2 separate regions of the Homo sapiens genome follow, and region 1 is linked to region 2. Evidence: chromatin contacts called from ENCODE Hi-C or POLR2A ChIA-PET data. All regions are on one chromosome and are shown on one strand. The core of a region is the stretch at or near the end of the contact, and the rest is flanking DNA. Distances in the headings are between cores, read along the strand shown.

Region 1 (4,467 bases), core at 1,150-3,649, 1.1 Mb before region 2:
TTTCCCTTTTCATTGAGGTGTATAATTCACCTTCCGTAAGATTTTCAAAATCATGTTATTGACATTTAATGTATATGCACTCACATTTTCTGGTATTTATAATGCGAAATAATCCTGAAGACCTCTTTTGCCCATCCTTTCCTCTCCTTCCTGTCGCCATCTGAGTCCCTCTGCATCATCTGTCTCTGGGCGATTCCTAACCGGTTTCCTCTCCTTGAGTTTCACCTTCTCTAACCCACTCCCTTTGCCGCCTATTATGTGGTCTTTAATTCATAAATCCAACTCACTCCTCATTGAACATTATTTTCTGGTCCCGCTGCATGTCTTCACGGCCTGAGAAAGGCCTGCCTGCCCAGCAGTGGCCCAGGAGGTCTAATCCCATCTCGCTGCTGCAATGTGTCATGCCTCTACAAATTCACATGGCTATTCTGTCTGTCTGTCCCACCTGCAAACTCAACTGATCCTTCAAATTTGTCTCTTCTTCTACTGCCTTCTTTGATGTCTCAAACTTAGACACCTTTCTAATACATTCAATTCCTCTGTACGCACCTCCATTACGCATCACATCAACATTTGCTTCAACACTGATCTCACCAGCCTGCAGCTCTGGAAAAGCAGGGATAGGTTCTTTTCAGGTTTGTACGTATAGCACTTTGCGAGGTATGTGCCATACCCCCAAAATTCAATAAACATCTGTTGAATACACTAATCTGTAAAACCACGCTGCTTAGCAGGAAAAATGGAAGTATTCAATATTAACTAAGCTATGGGACAAGCACATGGAGAAATGTGGCTCCTGCCAGTGAGCAGCTATCGGATCAGAGGAGAATCAGGGCAAGCGGGGCCCGGTGCAGCCATGTGCAAGCTGTGAGAGGCTGCAGTCAGCCCTGTCCAGAGACAGAATCAGCAGAATATGAAACACACACATGCACAGAGATTTCAAAAAATGAGATTACCCAATTATGGGGGCTGACAAAGCCAAAATCCACTGTGCAAGCCTACAGGGTGGAAACTTGGGGGCAGGAGCTGATGTTGCAGTCTTGAGGCACAATTTCTTTCTCTTCAGGGAAGCCTCAGTTTTGCTCTTTAAGGCCTTTGAAATGATTGGATGAGGCTCACCCAGGCTAAAGAAGATAACTTCTTTTTCTTAAAGTCAGCAAATTATAGATGTTAAGGACATCTACAACATACCTCCATGGTAACATCTAGATTCACATCCAAGTGAATAAGTGGGTACTCTGGCCTAAATGAGTGTCCAGTGAATAACTGGGTACTCAGGCCTAGCCATGTTGACACAGAAAACTGACCAACCCAGAGGGGAAATCCAGGGAGTGTGGAAGGACAGGACAGAGACCTCTCACTCACACTTGGGCAGGGGGAGGGGGCATGATATCAGGTAAGGATCTCTGGAGGAAGTGCTACTAAAGCTAAGGTTTTAAGGCTGAAGAACAAGTTAGGTGGTGTGGGAGCAGCTCAATGGCTGGGGCCAGGAGCAGGTGAGCAAGACGCATGTGGGTACACAAGAGACACCCAGGAGCCCAGACGGAGAGGGCACCCAAGACAGCACCTGGGGCAGAGGCTGGTGATCAGAGCACTGAACACTGACTGAGCACTGACCACATGCCCACCACTGTCCAGTGTGCTTTACATGCATTTTCTCTTTAATCCTCACAATCGCCCTGTGATATGGGTACCATTAACCACATGTGCTGATGAGAAAACTGGTGTACAAAGTGGCCAGTGAACTTTCCAAGGTCTCCCAGCTCCTGAGTAGAGACGCAGGACCCCAACATAGGCATTCTAAGGTCTTCAGGTTGTAGGATGAAGTAGAGCAGGGGTGTCCAATATGTAGCTTCCCTGGGCCACATTGAAAGAAGAATTGTCTTGGGCCACACATAAAATATACTAACAACAGCTGATGAGCTAAAATTTAAAAAAAAAAATCACAAAAAAATCTCATAAGGTTTTAAGAAAGTTTACGAATTTATGTTGGGTCACATTCAAACCCATCCTGGGCTGCATGGAGCCAGGAGGTTGCAGGTTGGACAAGCTCGAAGTAAAGGGCAGAGATGAAGAAATTACTTTAGCTTTGGATAGAAACAGGAAAGCAGAGCTAAAGACAGGTAGAGCGAGAGGGGTAAGTGGCAGTAAAATGGGAATTCTGTAGTGTGGTGGAGGTTTGGAGTAGCCACTGTGGAAAATGAGGCGAGAAATGAAAGAATGGGAAATACGGCTGTAGGTTAGCACAGAGAACAAAGATTTCAGAGGCTGACAAGGCACAGGATGTGACTACACGTATGAACTCTTCACATGGGATTGAAGGTTACTGCAGTCATAGAGGTAAGGAACTGAAAAGACCTCCTCCCCGTGGGTTCTCAGTAAAGGGCAGGAGTTAAGGGAAAGAGGAAGTGCAGGTATGAGGACAGCCCACCAACCTCATTTTTGGTATATGGAGAAGTTAAATGCGTGTCAAAGTAGTTCACATACATAGCTATATTCCTCTCCTCACTGTCTACTCCAGATAGTCTGTTAAAGACAGTGAACACAGCAGTCTGAGTAGAATATACAGTTCTTGCTTCAGAAGAAAAGAGAATCCCCAATTATGGCTATCCTTTGGCCAATCCAGTGGAATCATTTCAATTTTGTACATTTGCCACTGACTTTATTTCTGTGGATCACAGAATTCAGTAAGGGGATGCCTCAAACAGAAAGCTGTCTCATTTAAGTCTGTTCTGTGGCTCTGTGCAGGAAGTGAACTGAGTAATCTAACTATTGTCTTTGTTTGCTAAGTTTAACCAAAAAGAAGTCCTCTGGGTTTAAAAAATCATCATGAAATAAAGAGTTTGCCTTTTAACAACTTCATTTTACTGAGTGATTTTTATAACTTCCCAGGTAAAGCTATTAGTTTTCAGAGTGTAAATCCTGCGGCAGGTTGCCTCTGGGCTCTTGAAAAACCTAAGGTGCTTTGGCTAAGAAAACAAAACACAGGAGTGGCTGCATGAAACCGTTCATGTAGAAACAGCACAGCATATTCTTGACAAAGTGTTCATATTATTCAATAAAGTAGCTAGAAATGAAAACATTTAGATTCAACGTTTCTTCTTTCATTTTAGGAGATACGAAATTAATGTTAGATTTGCTTCTGTTGACAGCAGTCATGTTGCTTGGCAACCTTAAGTGTTTCTTGGGTTGAATTGCAAACGACTCAAGCAGCTACTCATTTTAAACCAAGGAAGCTGCTCAAGAAGTTCAATGTGATGCCTATCACATACCCCATCACTCACACTGATGCAAGAGATTTATTTGTAAGATGCTACCACTATTGGATGTAAACACCTACACCCCATTGGCCCTACAAGCTGTCCTATAGTTATCAAAGTGACATTTTAGCCCACTTGATTTAGTTTTCTATTTCTTTATTAACAACTAAATAATTGGCTGACATTGGACATTTAAAATTTATTTTCTAACTGTGGTAAAATTCACATAATATAATTTTACTATTTTTAAGTGTAAAGTTCAGTGGTATTAAGTACATTTACATTGTTGTGCAACAATTACAACCATCCATCTCCAGAATTTTTGCATCTTCCCAAAGTGACACTCTATACCTGTTAAACAGTAACTTCCCATTCCTCCTTCTCTTTAGCCCCTGACAACCCCATTTTACTTTCCGTCTCTATGAATCTGAGTACTCCAGGTACCTCCTATTAGTGGAATCATGCAGTATTTATTTGTCCTTTGTGTCTGGCTTATTTCACTCAGCACAATGTACTCAAGGTTCACCCATGTTGTAGCATGTGTCAGAATTTCTTTTCCTTTTAAGGCTGAATTGTCTTCTGCTATATGGATAAATGACATTTTGTTTATCCATTCATCCATCAATGGTTACTTGGTCTGTTACCACCTCTTGACTGTTGTGAATAATACAACTAGGAACATGGATACATAAATATCTCTTCACAAGCCTGCTTTCACATTTTTGGGGTATATATCCAGTAGTGGAATTGCTGGGTGACACAGTAATTCTACTTTTAATTTTTTGAGGAATTGTCATCTTGTTTTCTATAGTGGGTACACCATTCTAGTCCAATCGGCAATGCATGAGGGTTCCAATGTCTTCACATCCTCACCAACACTTGTTATTTTCTGGGCTTTTTAAAAAAAATAGTAGCCAACTTAATGGCAACCAGATTTTATGTGTTTTATTTTTTCATATCTCTACTTCTTTAAGTATTATACTATATTGTAATAATTTACATTCAATTAAATTACACTATATTGTAATGATTTACATTAAATTAGAATATCAGTATCCTCCTCCACTAATCTATGACCTGTAATGGAAAGAACCAAGTCTTCTTCATCTTAAATACCCTCTAATTCAAACAGGCAACAACATGCCTAGTCCTAAAATAGAAGTTTCCTGAATATCTGTTCCATTCCTCATTACCAATGGAATAATGA
Region 2 (4,648 bases), core at 1,407-3,906:
CTGCGTCCCAAAAGGATGCTTACCTTGCTAAACTTCATGAAAGCCCAATCATGCTTTTTCTCTTCTCTCTTTCTTCTCTTTTTTTCCTTTATCTTCTTTCTCATTTTTTTCCCTTTCTTTCCCTGTCTTTAAACAACAGCAACAAAGAGATCACCAAACATGAACAATTTTAAACTGTTTTGTTATGTAATTCTCCTTAGTGTTATGCTAATTCATTGCGATAATGAGTAACTAGCTAGCTCCCCTCTGAGCTCTTAGCTGAAACCATAGATATGGGCTTGTTTACCTTTTGACCTTTTGTTTACCATTTGACCCTTAAAACTGGCTCTAGAACTTTGTTCTCCTCTTGAGCATTCATTTGTAATTTTAAAACTTGTTTAGCCAAATGGTACTTCTTTTCTAATTGCAGCTGTAAAGAAGAAAGTCCAGCTGTTGTTAAAAAGGAGGAAAAAGTGCTTCATGAATTATTTGGGACGGACATAAGGTGCTGTGCCAGAAATGAACTGGGCAGGGAATGCACCAGGCTGTTCACAATAGGTAACACTATAATATCATGCACTTTCATTTTCAGTGACCGGTTCTTAGCAACTATCAGGGACTAACAGTAACTGCGTAGGTGATCATTCAACTTCAGAAATCCTATCATTCCTTCAGGTCACAGTAAATGCAATATTATGGATTCTGTAAATGCTGATTTCTTCATAAAAGAGGAGTCAGTCTCTAAAAGCTTCTTTTATTAATGTGGTTAGTAATATTTGAGATGATGCTAAAGTCTTTGTTCAGAATGTTCAGGATATCTTTTGTGATGAGGCAAAAATCACTTTTTTTTTCTCACTTGGGATGTTTTCATCTCCTAGATCTAAATCAAACTCCTCAGACCACATTGCCACAATTATTTCTTAAAGTAGGGGAACCCTTATGGATAAGGTGCAAAGCTGTTCATGTGAACCATGGATTCGGGCTCACCTGGGAATTAGAAAACAAAGCACTCGAGGAGGTAATAGGACAAGTTTGTATTCTGAAAATGCAGGAACAATTAACTAATAGTCTGGATTGAAAACATTAAATGCAAACTCTGTTTTATTAAAACCTAGGGCAACTACTTTGAGATGAGTACCTATTCAACAAACAGAACTATGATACGGATTCTGTTTGCTTTTGTATCATCAGTGGCAAGAAACGACACCGGATACTACACTTGTTCCTCTTCAAAGCATCCCAGTCAATCAGCTTTGGTTACCATCGTAGGTAATGCAGGCTGCTCACACAATCTTTATTCCTATTTTTAGTCGCTGTAGTGTGGAATGTGAAGTATGTGGTACAAATTCTGATTTCAATATAATGCTACTATCAAACACTAAGAAAGAAACTGAGTTAGAATAGCTTTGCAAAGATAATCTGCCCACCCTCTTCCTTTTCCCGTTAAACCAGGCTCGCTTGAATGCCACTGTCTTTGCATATAACACATTGTAATATGACCATCTGTTTGTGTACTTTTATCCTCCAGTAGACTGTAAGTTTCTTAAGGACAAGAACAACTCATTCTATCCTTGTAGTTCCAGAACCTGACACAGAGCCTGACACAAAATGGACAATAAATACTAGTTCTAAGAACCAACTAACCGCACTGTTAGGGCAGTGAGCACTGAGAGACAGTACAAGCCCTTAGATGCACTGAAATTTTGGTGGGGTATGTAGGATCTGAAAATAACCACAGTTCAATAATCTCAGATTAGGGCACAGCGTTCAGCCATAATGAAAATGCCGAGAAATACAGCGATGCTCTTAGCAGATTAATAAGGAAGTGTTCCATAAGGCAACCTCGTGAATATTGCTAGCCAGATCGCTCTTTTATTTGTGCCTTGAGTTTATTTTACTCTCTCTCATCAATGGAAGAGTGGTGCTGGCTGAGAGCAGGGGCCAGACAGTCAATTATCTACATCCCATTCTTTTTCTTTCCTTCTTTCTTTTTTTAAACATTTCTTAACTTCGAAAGATGATGAGCTCAGGCTTAGAACTAGGGATAGGACTCCTGGGTTTTCACTTGGATTATCCAACCTGACCTGCAGCATGCCAACACTTGAGTTTTCCTGTGTTAAACTGATGAATACAAGTTTATTTTATCTTCTCAATACGTTTCCCTATGAATATTATTAACTAACTCATAAATGCCTATTTTTTCTTACAGAAAAGGGATTTATAAATGCTACCAATTCAAGTGAAGATTATGAAATTGACCAATATGAAGAGTTTTGTTTTTCTGTCAGGTTTAAAGCCTACCCACAAATCAGATGTACGTGGACCTTCTCTCGAAAATCATTTCCTTGTGAGCAAAAGGGTCTTGATAACGGATACAGGTGAGACCACAAAGGACTCTAAGATACCATTTTTAGCATAATTCTCCTTGCTTGTCGCCCTTGAGAAGGACAGTTTTATACTTATGGAAGCAAATTCACTTATGAGTTTAACTATTATTGAGTTGAAATTGGAGATAAGAAAACAATAAGCAGATGTGAGGATACAGTAGCAGTCTTACCATTACTTTAGATAATATAACCTGCTGCATGAAAACAGAAAGAACCGTATTAGTCTGGTCTAGTTTGAGTCTGGTTCTCTGGCATTTTCTGAGTCACAAGGTAGTTTTTACTTCCTGTTTGAGAGTGCGGTGTGTAGGACACTGAGTCTCCCCTAAAACATTTGCAGATGATTGAGGAAGTAAAACTCCTTAAAAACAGAAAAACATTACTCATAGGTGTATTGATTTAAATTTTCAAAAAATACATGCAGAAATAGCCCAATAGTAAGTGCTGAAGGAAAATGTTGTTTTCCTCGGGATTTGTATGAGAAACTATGCAAGATTCTTTTTTTTAAGAACAACAAATTTTCTTTTCTTTTTCTTTTTCTTTTTTTTTTTTTTTTTGAGATGAGGTCTCACTCTGTCACCTAGGCTATAGTGCAGTGGTGCAATATTGGCTCACTGCAACCTCCACCTCCCAGGCTCAAGTGATCCTCCCACCTCAGCCTCCCAAGTAGCTGGTACCACAGGTGCACACCACCACACCTGACTAATTTTTTGTATTTTTGGTAGAGACAGGGTTTTGCCATGTTGCGCAGGCTGGTCTCGGACTCTTGAGCTCAGGAGATTCACCCTACCTGGGCCTCCCAAAGTGCTGGGATTACAGGCGTGAGCCACTGCACCCAGCCGAAAGATTCTCTTGTGGGAGGAATTCTCCATTCCTTCTTTGGAAAACAAAAAACAACTTTCCCCTATATCTTCTATAGTTATGACATCTCTTGTCTCTTTAAACTAATGCTATGGAACATGGTTTTGGACTAGGCTATGAGACACTGAGACGCACATGTTATCTTTCAAACAAGTCAATGGACTAGAATAAATCATCCTTTCTCAGCATGTGGTCTGTTGAACAACTGTGTAAGAATCATCTGAGCAAATGTTTAAAATGTGGATTCCTGGCTCCCATTCCAGACATGCTGACTCAAAACTGGGGCAAAACGCTCAGACTCTGCTTTTTTAATGAGAACCTTTGGTGATTCCTATCACAGGTCTAGATCTGTGCTGTCCGGTACGGTAGCCACCAGCCACATGTGGCTATTGAGAGCTTGAAGTGTGTCTGGTCCAAATTGAGATGTACTCTAATTGTAAAATACACACTAGATTTTGAAGACTTAGTATGAAAAAAAGAATGTAAAATATATTATTAATAATTTTTATATTGGCCGGGCTCGGTGGGTCACACCTGTCATCCCAGCACTTTATGAAGCCAAGGCGGGTGGATCGCTTGATCCTAGGAGTTTGAGACCAGCCTGGATAACATGGCAAAATCCCATCTCTACAGAAAATACAAAAATGAGTTGAGTGTGGTGGTGTACACCTTTAGTCCCAGCTACTTGGGAGGCTGAGGTTGGAGGATTGATTGAGCCCAGGTGGTCGAGGCTGCAGTAGCCATGATCACGTCACCGCACTCCAGCCTGGATGCAGAGCAAGAACCTGCCTCAAAAAGAAAAAATAATAATAAAATTAAAACAATTTTTACATTGATTATATATTAAAATGATAGTATTTTGGATATATCGCATTCAGCGAAATATGTTATTAAACTTAATTTCACCTGCTTCCTTTTACTTTATACAGCCAACAGAATTTGTAAATGATGTACAAGGCTTGAAGTTGTGACTCACATTCTGTTTCATTGGCTAGCCCTGTTCTAGATGAAGAGTAGGAGTTCTTTTCACCTTGATTCCGCTAAGTGTTTGTTTCATGATTATTGTTACTCTTTATACCTAAAAGGGATTTGTACTAAAAGTCCCTTGTTGGGACTTTTAGAATCTCAGTGCAGGGTTTGCATGGAGTTGTCTACTGTCTCTTACTGAAACCCCCCAATGTTCAGAGCATTCATTTTTAAAGTAATTAAGAATGCAGACTGGTCTGGGAGCTGACTGAAACACACTCCCCCAAACTCAGGGTTTGTCAACAGTGGCGCTGCTGGCATGTTGAGCTGGATAATTCTTTGTTGTGAAGGACTGTCCTGTGCACTGTAGGATACTTTTCAGCATCCCGGGTCTCCTCCCACTGGATGCCAGGAGCACATTCCCTTTTCCCAGTGTGACCAAAAATATCTCCAGACAC

The links. A loop is a pair of places that touch in the nucleus more often than their neighbours do. ChIA-PET counts read pairs that join two places held with the same protein, here RNA polymerase II (POLR2A). Pooled maps may share reads with other maps.
Region 1: a map with no recorded cell type shows a loop between it and region 2 (16-fold over the local background). The contact joins two enhancer-like sites. A Hi-C loop is called at or near these places in 1 of 37 single-sample maps with no recorded cell type and 3 of 50 pooled maps. POLR2A ChIA-PET finds 5 or more read pairs at or near these places in 1 of 52 experiments (A673).

What each region holds. Positions count from the first base shown.
Region 1 is chr13:29,124,108-29,128,574 of GRCh38, reverse strand. All of the region lies in intron 5 of MTUS2 (microtubule associated scaffold protein 2), which reads right to left. All of the region lies in intron 1 of LOC124903144 (a long non-coding RNA gene), which reads left to right. Among named protein-coding and RNA genes, the nearest start is that of MTUS2-AS2, 120 kb to the left of the region's middle. Within about 2 kb of position 2,399, at least 2 of the 41 ENCODE cell types and tissues checked have a DNase peak (open chromatin) inside an H3K27ac peak, as active enhancers do.
Region 2 is chr13:28,045,984-28,050,631 of GRCh38, reverse strand. It overlaps FLT3 (fms related receptor tyrosine kinase 3), which reads left to right. Exons shown (of 24, transcript NM_004119.3): 6 at 410-537; 7 at 858-997; 8 at 1,095-1,248; 9 at 2,189-2,357. Among named protein-coding and RNA genes, the nearest start is that of FLT3, 52 kb to the left of the region's middle. RefSeq lists an enhancer at 1-558. Within about 2 kb of position 2,656, at least 4 of the 41 ENCODE cell types and tissues checked have a DNase peak (open chromatin) inside an H3K27ac peak, as active enhancers do.